3 separate regions of the Homo sapiens genome follow, and all the other regions are linked to region 2. Evidence: read pairs that join two places in POLR2A ChIA-PET (ENCODE). Cell type or tissue: MCF 10A. All regions are shown on one strand.

What was found. Peaks named below come from ENCODE experiments on the same cell type or tissue, not always from the same donor. Only the 100,000 strongest peaks of a DNase experiment are listed, where the experiment ranks them.
Region 1: POLR2A ChIA-PET joins it to region 2 with 7 read pairs; 2 of 35 experiments call an interaction of 5 or more read pairs at or near these places.
Region 3: POLR2A ChIA-PET joins it to region 2 with 7 read pairs; 3 of 35 experiments call an interaction of 5 or more read pairs at or near these places.

Annotation. Positions count from the first base shown.
Region 1 is chr2:152,197,677-152,202,676 of GRCh38, reverse strand. No RefSeq gene overlaps it. Among named protein-coding and RNA genes, the nearest start is that of STAM2, 24 kb to the right of the region's middle. In MCF 10A, no CTCF peak of the experiment used is centred here; a DNase peak (open chromatin) is centred at 1,906.
Region 2 is chr2:152,418,865-152,423,864 of GRCh38, reverse strand. The region is part of intron 1 of FMNL2 (formin like 2); the gene reads right to left. Among named protein-coding and RNA genes, the nearest start is that of FMNL2, 86 kb to the right of the region's middle. RefSeq lists an enhancer at 1-192. In MCF 10A, no CTCF peak of the experiment used is centred here; DNase peaks (open chromatin) are centred at 1,694 and 2,174.
Region 3 is chr2:152,164,170-152,169,169 of GRCh38, reverse strand. The region is part of intron 1 of STAM2 (signal transducing adaptor molecule 2); the gene reads left to right. Among named protein-coding and RNA genes, the nearest start is that of STAM2, 9.1 kb to the left of the region's middle. In MCF 10A, no CTCF peak of the experiment used is centred here; no DNase peak of the experiment used is centred here.

The DNA of each region.
Region 1 (5,000 bases), 220 kb after region 2:
CAGGTGATCGGAATGAATTAGGGTGGAGCAGGTGATCGGAATGAATTAGGGTGGAGCAGGTGATCGGAATGAGTTAGGGTGGAGCAGGTGATCGAAAAAGGTTGCTTTATGAGGAAGTTAAGTTTAAAAGTAGAAGGCAAAGAATTGAACATACTGACATATTAACTCTTTGAAAAGAAATTTAGAACTCATATCTAACAACTGTTTCTCAAAATGTGGCCCAATTATTTTAATGCATTAAAATCTCCTGTGGTGTTGCTAAAAATGCACATTCCTAACCTTACCTCAGCCCTGCAATATCAAGACCCCGAATAGGAGGGGTAGAAGGGATGGGACCTTTCTACTTGAGTTTTGTCACATTCTTCTAGGTGAGTCTCACTCACATGAAGGAAAATAATTATATTAGATTCTCAGAAAGATTTCTTCAGTATCGAGATCATACAAGAAAGAAATGTCAAGCCATGAAAAAGACACAGCCAATCTCAGAAGGCTGTACATACTGCATGATTCCAATTATATGATATTCTGGAAAAGGCTAAACTGTAGAGGCAGCAAAAGATCAGTGGTTGTTGGCTGGGTGTGGTGGTTCACGCCTGTAATCCCAGCACTTTGGGAGGCTGAGGCGGGCAGATCATGAGGTCAGGAGATCGAACCATCCTGGCTAACATGGTGAAACTCCGTCTCTACTAAAAATACAAAAAAATAGCTGGGCATGGTGGCAGGCGCCTGTAGTTCCAGCTACTTGGGAGGCTGAGACAGGAGAATGGCATGAACCCGGGAGGCGGAGCTTGCAGTGAGCCGAGATCACGCCACTGCACTCCAGCCTGGGCGACAGAGTGAGATTCCGTCTCAAAAAAAAGATCAGTGGTTGTCAGGGGTTGGTGGAGGAAGGGATGAATAGGTGGAATACAGAAGATTTTTACAGCCACGAAAACATTTTATATGATATTACACAGAGTACACTACATGGTGGATCCATGCCATTATACGTTTGTCCAAACCCACAGAGTGTGCAACACCAAGAGTGCACTGTAATGTCAACTATGGACTTTGGATGATAATGATGTGTTCATGTAAGTTCATCAGTTGTAAAAAATGTATCACTCTGGTGGGATATTTTGATAGTTGGGAGTTTGTGTGTGTGATGGCAGGAGGTATATGGGAAATCTCTGACCTTCTGTTCAATTTTGCCATGAACCTAGAACTAGTCTAAAAAATGTCTTTTTAAAAAATCACGGTAAAATGATTTAGTAAGTTCTGAAGGTGTTTTTCTTTTTATTTAATACATTTACTATATGCCTCCAAAGTTCAGAACATTATGCTAGGTGCTGAGGAAATAAAAAGATGACTAATATGGAGGTTTCTGTACTCAAAGTGATTCTGTTCTGCTAAGGGAAGAGTAGAGTGCCCAGAATGGCTTGATTAAGAAAAAAAATAAAGTACTCAAGGTTCTAACTGCAGTTATGACTTGGAATGAATTTAAAACCCCCACCTCATATCTAATGAGTTTCTCAAGAGATCCAGATTCCAAAAATGTTAATGAGTGACCACATTATAGATCCATCTCAGAGATAGCTATAAAAGCTGAGACCAAAAAAAGGAATTCCGAAAGATATTTTAAAACAGAATTTTCAGTGTCTTAGTTGGGTTCCTAGAAGCGGAGCTTAGACAGGAATTCATGTGCAAGTGATTTACTGAGAGAGTGCTTTCCTGAGACATTGTAAGGGAGTGAGGGAAGGGGAAGAAGCGAGTCAAAGGTGTGGTTTCAGGAGATGTCTAGGCTCAGCTTCAGCCTGCGTAGGTACAGAGAGCGCCAGAGCATGGAGCAAGTAGAGCACTTCACACAGAGGTTTTCCTGCCTGGAGGCAAGAGGGCTGGGCTAGTATACACTCGCACAGTGACTCATTGGCCATGGGCCACCACCAGCCGCCTTCCAGGCTTTCTAATCATATCCTGTCAGCCAAGGGTAACGCCCCTCACTCCCTCAAAGGGTGCAGCTGTGAGTCAGGAGCAGCCAGTACTCACAGTGGCTGGGGTTGGGTGCACTGCCCAGTAAGGGGATCAGGGAGGACACTGAAGGCATCTGTCACATAAAGAAATGAACTGTCACATAAAGTTCAATGAAAAGGTTCTTCATTGCCTTTCCAGTTTTAACTGTTCTTATTCCTTTTTATCAGCTGTTTTCATAATTTTAGTCTCAGGAATTATCTTCGTTTCTAAGAATTATTGAGGCCCCCAGAGAGCTTTCTTTTATGTTGATTTCATCTGTTGATATTTACCATAATTGAAATTAAAACTGAGAAACACTGAAAAGATTGATTCATTTAAAAATCAGCGGTGTCTGAAATGATTCATCCTCTATGCTGGACACTCTTCTGTCCAGGCTCTGCAGTCAGGCTGTGCGGCTTCAAATCTTAGTTTCATCCCTTACTTGCTATCTTCCGTTAGCATCTTTGTGCTTTATTATCTTCATCTTTAAAATGCACTTTGTAAAAGTTAATTATTAGATTGTTGAGAAGATAATGAGATAATCCACACCAAGTGCCTGACACATAGTAAGCACTTCACAAATTTCAGCAAATACTAGCTAATATTTTCATTCCCTCACTATACCTTTCATTAAGACCTCAATTACCTTGTGTCTACAGAGTTCCATCAGTTTCCTGCCTGGCTTCTCCAGTTTCTCACCATGTCTCCCTCCATCAAAACATAGTAAACAGACTCATACACATACTTTTTCAAATGATTCCACACATATATACATATATACTAGAGTTTTTGTCCTAAAAAGTTTTTTCATCATATTATCTCTCTGCTCAAAGTCATTATTTCCATGATTTAAAACAAAAATCCCTATGTTAGCTTGCAATTCAAGTGGTTTCACAGCTTGGCTCTTCCTAGTCTTTCCAGTTGTGACTGTTGTTATTCCTTTGTATCAATTGCTCTCATAATTTTGCTCTCAGAACTTCTCTTTGTTTGTAAGAATTATTGAGGCCCCCAAAGGGCTTTCTTTTACATTGATCATATCTGTTGATATGTACCATATTTGAAATTAAAACTGAGAAACGTTGAAAAGATTGATTCATTCAAAAATAAACATATTACATATTATCATGAACACCATAGGTTTTATTAAAAAATAAAGATGTTTTCCAAATTCAACAAATTTCACGAAAAGAGCATCACTTTCACATTCGCAAATCTCTTTAATATTTGGCTTAATAAAATACAGCTGCATTCTCATATCTGCTTCTGCATTCAATATGTTACAAACATGTTGTTTTGGTTCAAGTATATGAAGAAAATCTGGCCTCTCACAGATAAGTAGTTGGAACAGGGAGAGAAGTAGTTTAAATCTTTATGGTTAGCTATAGATATTTTTCTACGATACAACACTAATATTCAAAAAATGGTAGTTTCTCAAAGGTTAGCTGCAATGAGGAATCTGTAACCGTATCAATGGTCTTTCCATGCTCTGTTATATTAAAATCCGTTTGGCTATTTTGCATTGTGTGAGGATACTTGTGCATGATTTTGATCTTACAGACTCCCTGACGGGTCTCAGGCATCCCAGGGTTCCTCAGACTGCATTTCAAGAACCACTGCTCTATACGAACTCTCTGTACTTCTCGTTCTAAAATGTACCTGGGATTTTGTTTTTATTCAGGTATGGTGAGGTCAACAGGTCAGGCAGGAGACAATTGTCACTGAAAAAGATAATTTGTTATTCACAGCTCTCAAGAGAAGGGGGCACTCCATTCCATGCAGAGCCACATGGGGAAGCCACCAGGGTCAGTTAGGCAGCAGAAGATGCAAGGAGGAGGCATGGGCAAAAGCCTTTATTGTGGTTTTCATGTGAAGGAATGCGCAAGGCAGGATAAGGAGCTAGGCAGGCTTAGGATTGGATAGCTTGAATAATTTGGGCGGGCTCTGGACTATAGGGGTGGTCTCTAGTTGTCCAGTACCTGGCCCTAGGGTGGCTGAGGTCAGGAGGACACTGCAGGAGTCTGATGGAAGGAGGAGCTGGGGGTGTGGTTGGTTTGTATATCAAAGGCATTCTCAAAGCCAAGTTGTTTGCTATCTCTAGGAATTTGCTATCCCTGAGAGGGGCAGTCCCTCCCTGAATCCACAAAACCCCAATATGTCAAAGCCTCACAAAATATAGAAAATGAAAGACATGATTAATACACCTCTCAGGTTGGTTTAATTACTTTCCCATAATATACCAGATATATTTTTTTTTCACTTTTTTTAAAATTATACTTTAAGTTCTGGGATACATGCGCAGAACGTGCAGGTTTGATACATAAGTATACACATCCCATGATGGTTTGCTGCACCCATCAACCTGTCATCTACATTAGGTATTTCTCCTAATGCTATCCCTTCCCTAGACCCCCACCTCACAACATGCCCCGGTGTGTGATATTCCCCTCCCTGTGTCCATGTGTTCTCATTGTTCAACTCCCACTTATGAGTGAGAACATGCAGTGTTTGGTTTTCTGTTCCTGTGTTAGTTTGCTGAAAATGATGGTCTCCAGCTTCATCCATGTCCCTGCAAAGGACATGAACTCATCCTTTTTCATGGCTGCATAGTATTTCATGGTGTATGTGTGCCACATTTTCTTTATCCAGTCTATGATTGATGGGCATTTGGATTGGTTCCAAGTCTTTGCTATTGTGAAGAGTGCTGCAATAAACATATGTGTGCATGTGTCTTTATAGAATGATTTATAATCCTTTGGGTATATACCCAGTAATGGAATTGCTGGGTCAAATGGTATTTGTGGTTCTAGATCCTTGAGGAATTGCCACACTGTGTTCCACAATGGTTGAACTAATTTACACTCCCACCAACAGTGTAAAAGCATTCCTATTTCTCCACATCCTCTCCAGCATCTGTTGTTTCCTGACTTTTTAATGATGGACATTCTAACTGGCATGAGATGGTGTCTCATTGTGGTTTTGTTTGCATTTCTCTAATGACCAGTGATGATGAG
Region 2 (5,000 bases):
TCCTCCCACAGATCATTCCAGACCAGGCTTTTCAGACCTTCACCAAGGACCTTTTGACCAGAACACAGACACCCCCAACCCCCAACTCCCTCAGGTAAGGGACCTCAAAAGCACATCACTCTAGCTCTCTGAGGTCCAATATAGAAAGCAAAAGTCCATCAAAGCATGTTTTGCTCCCTATGATACCAAGGCAAAGAAGAGGAGGGTAAATGGACAGAGGAATCCTAGATTACTGACAAATGCCATGCAGACCACCAGGATGGATTTATCGGATCTTATTTTATTCTGTACTAAGGCATCTGAGACCCAGGGCTATCTGAAGCTCTGGCTGTTTCCTAGAAGGTACTGGCTTTTACTCTTCCTGATGCCTTCCATCCATCTAGTTAGCTACTGCTTCCCCCATTCTTTCTGGTCTCATCAGGTGCTTTAGAGTGCTTAGAATAACACGTTTTGATTCCCAACTCCATCATTACCAGCTCTGTGACACTGGCCAATCTATTTACCTTTTCTATGCTTCTGTTTCTCTATCTGTAAAATACAAATATTAAGAGTACCTTTCTCAAAGTGTGTCAAGAGGAATCAACGAATTCAATGAGTTAATCTTCACAAAGCACTTAGAACAGTGCCTGACATATGGTGAGTGCTATATTGTTTGATTAAAATTAAATAATATAACTGGATTGTTTTTAACACAAAAAATAAATGCTTCAGGGAAGATATCCCATTTTACATTATGTGATTATTACACATTCCATGCCTGTACCAAAACATCTCATGTACCCCATAAATATATATGCCTACTATGTACCCACAAAAATTAAAATAAAAAAATTTTACTTAAATAATTTTCAAAGATGATTTCTTCTTCTTCATAGCCAGCTAGAGAACCTAATAGCACATCAGAGAAGGGTACCTTAAAAGAGCAGTTTAAAACTGACACAACTGTTGCAAAGTTTCTTTTGGGGCAATGGAAGTATTTCCAAATTAGATTGTGGCAATGGTGGCACCACTCTGTAAATCTACTAAAAATCATTCAAGGCCGGTTGCGGTGGCTCACGCCTGTAATCCCAGTACTTTAGGAGCCTAGGCGGGTGAATTCCTTGAGCTCAGGAGTTCAAGACCAGCCTGGGAAACATGGCAAAATCAAGTCTCTACAAAAAATACAAAAATTAGCCGGGCGTGATGGTGCATGCCTGTAGTCCCAGCTCCTGGGGAGGCTGAGATAGGAGGATGGCTTGAGGTGAGCCCGGAGGCAGAAGATGCAGTGAGCCAAGATGGTGTCATTACACTTCAGCTTGGGTGACAGTGCAAGACCCTGTCTCCCAAGGAAAACTCCCCCACAAAAAAATCATTTCGGTCTATACTTTAAAATGAGTGAATTTTATGGCATTTAAAGTATACCTCAATAAAGCCATTAACAAAAAAAGAATGAGACAACCATTTATCCAATGAATCAACTATTAAGTCACAAAATCCAGGATGCCAATCTATTCCTGGTCCCCCTTCAGGCAACAGCATGACAATGATGATCACGGGGCATCATGAACATATGTGATCTCTTCACATTGGGCATCCGTGACTTAAAGAATGGGCAAAACACAGAACGAGGGAATCCCTAGGAGGCTTTCAGCTTCTGGGAAGAATGTTTCACATACCCACAAAACAATTTAAGCCCTTTGTAACTAAGAAAACATGCCTCAACAGGCAAGTACTTTCCCTGAACTTCTTAAGCCTATTCCCCTAAACATGGGAGGCAGCAGGTTTGACCTAAAGAGCTCAGGCCCTGTCAGATTTACAAAGGTGATTAGATGATTTCAAATTCAGCCTGCATGGCCTAAAACAGTTTATTTTGACCTATCCACACCGGTTTCCTCATCAATAAACCTACCTAGCTTGAAGGCATTACTTAGGATTGGAGATAATAAACGTAAAATACCTAATGTTTGACACAGGGTAGGCATCAAACACAGTAGTGCAGTAATAGCAATTACTTCATAGTTAAATATAAACATAATAAAATGCACAGTGAGAGATCATCATGCAAAATAAGGGAACCAAACCTTTTCTCTACACTTACGCAATTTCTATAACATCACTCCCTGGTCATATCTCTCTGAGTGCACATGACTCAGTACAAAGGAAATGAGCTCCCGGGTAGCCAGTAATCAGTAACAGGAAAGGCACTGCTGCCAACAGAATTGAATCATCTCACATTTCTCGAAGTTCCTAGGTGAATTCAGTGTCCTCTGAGAAGGCTTTGGAGAAAGCCACATGAGGAGGATTTTGGGAGGCAGAATATACAACTCTCTACTCTTAGTCATGTCTGTGCATTTCACATAGTAAGTAGCCACTCCTATATTTCCCCCTTTGCAGAGCCTGTGGATGGAGATTTACATCTCACAATTGCACTTGAGTTTCCCCAGAGAGGTTAGCACTGATTTGTTGTCCCAACACGGTTGCATGTTATTAATTGTCCAGAAACAGAATGATATGGCAATGGTGCTTAGGTTGTACCTGTAACCCTAACACTGCTGCAAATATAGTAGGATAATTAATTTGTGGTTGGTTCAAATACCTCACATTACCGGCTTTGGGATAAAACAAATTACTGCCCACAGTAAGCCATGAATTTATTTTTCAAAGACTTGAAGTCATTCATTCCACTGACTTCCTCAGAGCCAAAGATACTGACAGAAGTGTTGTACCCACTGACAAGAAAATGCCTAAAGGGGAAATGAGTTGTTAGGGTGGCGGGGCTGGGCAGGGCGTTGTTTCATTTCAGTTTTACCATTTTACCTACTAATAACAATGCTTACACAGTATTATGTGTTTCCAAAATGTCCCCACATACAAGATGCGTTGGACGGTACCCTACAATCCTTGCAGAAAGGCAAGCAACCAACGCCAGACATCTCAGGCGAATAACAGGCAAATCTGAGTCCGAAACCCAGTTCTTCCTACTCCTAGTCTTTCCTGTGCTCAATTTCATGATGCTTCTACAACTGGGATTCAGAGTGGAACTCAGTCAAGGTTTTTCCACCAGTAGGTTTGTAATAACTTACAAAGGTACCGTCACAGAAGGCACCCCCTGCAACCTCATAGTGGAGGATAAAGTCCCTCAGGTCCATTCAAATCACTTTTCTCTTTGCTTTAGTCTGCAGATCTCCACATTAATCAGTTGGGATGACCTGGGAGGCAGCTCAGTGCTGCATCTATCTGGCAATTTTTGGAATGAGATGTCGCTGGTCAGCTCCTTCCTGAAACAGAGATGAGCTCACCATTGATACCCAATGCCCCAGTGCTGAGTACCATCCTTGTCACTTCTGCCTTGTAAGATAAGCAACAATTCTCGGAGAAAGACCTTATTAAAGCCAGTACTTTCAGATCATACTCAGAAACCGATGCTTCTTTCCAAAAACTTCAGGTTCAAAAAGCAGTTACTAGGAAAGGGGTGTGACTTTTTTTCCTACTGGCATTTTAAGTAATATTCAGCTTGTACTCTTAAAAATCACGTTTACAAATGAAACTCTACAGAAAACACTTTTTAACTCAGTTCTACCAACAGTTCCATTTGGCTTACAGGCATTCTCTGTATATTCTGAAAGTTTCTATAATTTGTGGTGACCAAATTCGTCTTTTCACAAGGCATTCATTTCTGTGTCACTACTCTCTTTTAAATACTCTGGTGTTTACTAACCATACCCTGTAATCTCTGTTAATGGGGTAGTTCAAGATTCCTTTTCAAAGGCTTTTTGCTTTAATTACTGCTTTAGCCTTTTGGTAAAACTCGGCTTTTAGCAAACTGGCCTGCAGGGGACAAGTTTTTAAATTATTCTCAAGCTTTCCCTATCCCTTTCCAAGTTTTTCCAAACTACTTAAAAACCTCTCAGCCTTGAGGGAAGGATGATAAATTGGATGATTTTGCTGTCTCTGATGCCTGGCATTAGTCTTGGTTTAATCCATTTTTGTCTCACCAGAAACTTGCCTGTTACAATCGGAGTCTCTCCCATATTCTGCAGCTTCCAGCAAGTGTATTCCCTGATAAAGCTCCCCCAGAGTTCCAAAACAGGTCACAGGGAGCCCAACAGTCCTCCTGGGGTGGTCTCAGGGGCGCCTAGACACAGTTTTGCCCTGTGTTTCTCCTTTCTGTAGTGAAGCCCACATTTGGATTCTTGGTTCAAATGCTTTTCTTCAGAAAACTGGTAACTTCAGGATGGATCCCAGAAAAAAGCTATTAAAATTAGTCATTTTAGATCTCAAAAATAAATTAATTTACTCCTCCTGAGGCTTGGTACCCTTTGACCATCACGTTACCATTTCCCCCAGCCCCTGGTAACCACTCATCTACTTTCTGCCTCTATGAATTCGATTGTTTTGATCCCACATATGTAAGAACATGTGGTGTCTTTCTGTGTTTCGCTTACTTCACTTAGCATGTTTTCTAATTCCACTCATGTTGTCGCAAATGACAGAATTTCTTCCTTTTTTGAGGGCTATTCCACAGCATGGTAAATACAATAATAGCATACTGTACATTTCGATATCACTAGGAGAAAATCTCAAATGTTATAAAAAAGTTAAATATTTGAGGTGAATAGGTTAGGTAGCTTGATTTAATCATTCCACATTGAGTTCAAACATCATTACATCACTTTGTACCCCCTTAAGTATTTGCAACTATAATTTGTCCATATATAATAAAAAACAAAAAAAGTCCTTTGAAAGGCAAAAAGAGAACATGACAAAATATTAACTGATCAAGGATGAAAAATAAGTACACTCTGTTTAAACATAGTTTTAAAAAACCTATGCATAAGTACAAATCAAAACCACAATGAGATGCTGTTTCATACCCATCAGAATGACTATTATTAAAAAAAAAAAAAAAGGAAAAGACACATATCCTTTGCAAGCATATAAGGATATGGAGGGCTCGGAACCCTCGTGCATTGCTAGGGTGCAGCAGACACCGTGGAAACAGTATGATGCTTCCTCACAAA
Region 3 (5,000 bases), 250 kb after region 2:
TAGTTCTGTTTGTTTCTGCTGTCTTTTATTGTAAAGAAAATGTGGGTTTTCACTTAGTGATATTTGTCATTCTCCCTTAATTTTATTTTTCTTAAGAAAGGCTTCAGGGCTGAGTGTGGTGGCTCACACCTGTAGTAAAGAAAAGAAACCCTTCTCCACCCTGAGGTTATACAGATATTTTCATATTTTCTTCTGCAAGTTTTACTAAACTTTTGATTTTCACATTTAGGTCTTTGATCCACCAGGAATTAATTTTTGTATAAGGTCTGCGGAGGAATTGAATTGGATAACCAGTTGACAATAGACAATAATCAATTGTCTAATCACTGTGGATTGAATTGTCTGTTTTTTCCCCACTGTTTTATAATTGTCTTAGCTATTTTGGGCATTTCAAATGGATTATATGACAGATTGGTTAAAATCATTATACAAGGGAATTTCTTGTAGGTTTTTAGGATGTAAGAGAAAAGACATTATAATTTTATTTTTGTTTCACATCAGCTGATATTGATGGTTTAAAATATATTTTTATTCCTTAATAACATTTAATGATAAGCTTATGTATAATTTGTAAGTAAGTCAAGAAGAGAATGATTTTCTGCCAGTGAATATACAACATAATACTATAGCAGTGTAGTTAGGTGGATGTGTCTCTAGCATGGCTTTTGTTTAAATAAAGGACCTCAGAGGTGTTGCGTGTAATAGGCCTTGTGGCTGGGCGCGGTGGCTCATGCCTATAATCCCAGCACTTTGGGAGGTCGAGGTGGGCGGATTACAAGGTCAGGAGTTCGAGACCAGCCTGACCAACATGGTGACACCCCATCTTTACTAAAAATACAAAAATTAGCCGGACATGTGGTGCATGCCTGTAGTCCCAGCTACTCGGGAGGCTGAGGCAGGAGAATCACTTGAACCCGGGAGGCAGAGGTTGCAGTGAGCCAAGATCGCGCCACTGCACTCCAGCCCGGACGACAGAGCGAGACTCCATCTCAAAAGAAAAAAAAAATAGGCCTTGTATATAAGTATGTAGGGTAGGATATCAAACTCTGGTTACTTGACAAGTGATGGTTCTAACCACCTATTACCCAGGTATCAAAATGAAACTTAAGGATATATCATTTCTTTATCTCTTGTTATTTTTTTCCTCCTTGGTTGTCTATTGTCCTTTAATCTGACCACTTTTCTTCTCCCCCTTCCTTGATTTTTCATTTTGTCTTAAGTTAAAAAGCTTTTATTTTATTTTATTTTTTCTTCTTTTTTGAGACACAGCCTCACTCAGTCGCCCAGGCTGAAGTGCAGTGGTACAATCTCAGCTCACTGCAGCCTCTGTCTCCTGGGTTCAAGCAATTCTCCTACCTCAGCCTCCTGAGTAGCTGGGATTACAGGCACCCACCACCATGCCTGGCTAATTTTTAATTATTTATTTATTTATTTTTTTCTAGAAATGAGGTTTCACCATGTTGTCCAGGCTGGTCTTGGACTCCTGACCTCAAGTGATTCACCTGCCTCGGCCTCCCAAAGTGCTGGGATTATAGGAGTGAGCCACCATGCCTGGCCTAAGTTACAAAGTCTTTAAAAGTGTTTTTGCTTACAGTCTTTTTCCTGTTATAAAAATATCAGCTAATTGGCAATATTTGTCCAACACCATGGGTGAGAAGGATATTAGTTCCTGAGGCATTTTGGTATTGTTGAAACATTCTTTTCCCTCATCCTTTGTTTTTTAGGATTAAGTTTCACATTGACTTATTGGCATCTGCTATCTTTTTTGGTGTAGTAAGTGTTGCTCCCAGCTTTTAGACTTCCTTTAGCGTTATTTTCTTAATGGGTCTGTGGCTGCTATGCTTAAAGGACAAGCACCTCTCTGTCCCTATAGCACCTTGTGGAACATTTACAGTTCTTCACCATGGAGACCTGTTATGGCGATCTCTGTTGCATTCAGGGAGGCCTTTCTTTAGTTTCCTCCAGTTAAGAAATGTTGAAAATGAAGTGTCTTGTGAAGTAGTTCCAGTTCTTACTGACTTTTAATGCAAGCTCAGAACTGTGTTTAATCTCATATTTAAAAAAAGCATGAAGGGAAATGATGAAGGATTTAAAAAATTTTATTATGTACAGTCTCCCTCATATTTAGTGTAATTTTTAAATGATAGCAGTTGGATGAAAAATCTGTTATTCAGTGAAATTGTTATTGTATCTGAAAACTCGCAAACTATTTTCTTGGTCGGTAAACGTACCCTTAGTAAGCACTTGCTTATTTTCATTTGCAATATGAGAATTGTAGTGACTCAGAATTTTACTTCTCATTTGTACTAAAAGTTTTTTTTATTCTTATCTGGAGCAGCAGCTTTTACTTTCATTTGTCATGGGATGAATTATCTTAACCTTCTCTTCTAAAAAAAGATCTGCTTAAAGAAATCTAGCATGTGCAGTGTTTTGGTTTGTCCCCAGCAGTACTAAGTCCTTGAGGTGGAGGGTTGAAGGGGAAGAACTTTTTTTTTTTCAAACATTAATACCTTATTAGGTTCTCTTAAGTTACCTGATAATGAATAAACCTTTATATTTAATGGAGAGATTGAACCTAAGAAGGTCATTGTGGCAGATATCTGGGAATGGCCATTGTCCCCTGAAAATTATTGACATTCTGAAGTGGCCACCTGCTTATAGGTGTTAAGAATAGGCTGTGTATATATGTATGTAGGGTAGGATATCAAACTCTGGTTACTTGACAACTATCAGTTCTAACCATCTATCACCCAGATATCAAAATAAAACTTAAGGATATATCATTTCTTTATCTCTTGTTATTTTTTTCCTCCTTGGTTGTTTTTTGTCTCTGAATCTGACCACTCCTCTTCTTCCCCTGCCTTGATTTTTCATTTTGTCATATTACTCCAGTTTTATGTCAGAAATTTGTCACTACATGATGATGTAGTCTTAAAATTTTTAGCTATTCTAGTGGGTATGTCATTGTGGGCTTTGTCGTTGTTGTTGTTGTTTTTGAGACAGAGCCTTGCTCTGCCCCCCAGCCTGGAATGCAGTGGCGTGATCTGGGCTCACTGCACCCTCCACCTCCCAGGTTCAATCTGGGACTACAGATGTGCACCACCATGCCTGGCTAGTTTTTGTATTTTCAGTAGAGACAGAGTTTCGCTGTGTTGGCCAGGCTGGTCTGCAACTCCTGGCCTTATGTAATCCGCCCGCCTTGACCTCCCGCAGTGCTGGAGTTACAGGCATAAGCCACTGTGCCCGGCCTTCATTGTAGTTTTAATGTGCATTTACTTGATAACTCTTGATTTTGGGCACGTTTAAATATATTTATTTGCTAAATGAATGTTCTCTTTTTCAAAGTACTACTTGTTTAAATATTTTGTCCATTTTTCTTTTCACTTAATTTTCACAACTCTTTTAAGCACGGCAGCTATTTTAATCTCCATTTGACAAATGAGAACATGGATTTGGGTTTGAGTCAGAATGGAGGTGAACTACTCCAAAGCTTATAAGCTAGTAAGAAAGCTTCAGAGATGGATGTAGGCAAGGCAGGTCCTCGTTGTTTTATTGGTGATGTGTATCCCGCGCCACCCCCCTGAAGCCTGACAGTACTCCACAGGTGCATACGGAGTGTGCATAATGGTTTTCTCAGTCTGCAGAGGTAATGTAATCATCTGCCTGGCCTGTTTGCTTTTGATTCTCTATCTGTAACTTTTTGGCATGTTAGTGGCTGCCTTGGAGACTTTTTTTTTTTGAGACAGAGTCTCGTTCTGTTGCCCAGGCTGGAGTGCAGTGGCGCTATCTCGGCTCACTGCAACCTCTGCCTCCTGGGTTCAAGCAATTCTCCTGCCACAGCCTCCTGAGGAGTTGGGACTACAGGTGCATGCCACCATGCCCAGATAATTTTTTGTATTTTTTTTTTTAATAGAGACGAGGTTTCGCTGTGTTAGCCAGGCTCGTCTTGATCTCCTGACCTCATGATCTGCCCGCCTCGGCCTCCCAAAGTGCTGGGATTGCAGGCATGAGCCACCGCGCCCGACCGACTCATTTTTCCTTTATCCCAGCCACTAGAAAATGTCTAGCACATTATGCTTCCTAATAGGCCTATTACAATGGAAATTATAACATGTATGCTTCTGCCCTGTCTCCTGAGTAAGGGTGTGTGTAAATGAGTGTGCTCGTTTTGTGGAGTTAGGGGGACGTGGTTCTCACCTAACAGGATTACAGAGGGTATTTTGGAAATATCAGCCAAGAAGAAAGTGAACTTGTAGGAAAATAAAGGCTGGCCCCAGGATTTTTGCCTTTTTAATAGATGGTTTAAAATATTAAAGGACAGTAAAAGGTAATTTTTATGTGTTTTTCCCCCTTCTTTTCGTCCTGGCTCCCCTTATGCTCAATTCTCTCAACTCCTCCTAGTCGCCCCAGAAATGTTGGTGGTGACATGAGAAATGAATAGAATGGCAATGACTGATCTGTATTCCATCAGAGGAAGCAGCTCTTAAATATATTGTATTATTATATGGTTTAGTAAATGGAGTTAATCAGCTGGGCGCAGTGGCTCACGCTTTTAATCCCAGCAGTTTGGGAGGCCAAGGTGGGCAGATCACCTGAGGTCGGGAATTTGAGACCAGCCTGACCAACATGGAAAAACCCTGTCCCTACTAAAAATACAAAATTAGCCCGGCGTGGTGGCGCATGCCTGTAATCCCGGCTACTCAAGAGGCTGAGGCAGGAGAGTCGTTTGAACTCGGGAGGCAGAGGTTTGCATTGAGCCAAGATCGTGCCATTGCACTCCAGCCTGGGCAACAAGAGTGAAACTGCATCTCAAAAAAAAAAAAAAAAAGTTAATCATGGCATTCTGCCTGATTCTTTGCTTGTAAACGAGAGTTGAATTTGCATGTTTCCTATTCAGTGTGTTTAAGATATGTATTATCGGGGAACCCACCTCCAATATTTCAACATAGGTTCTATTTTTCCTAAGTGTCGGCCAGTCTGAGAAATAGAGAGAAAGAGTA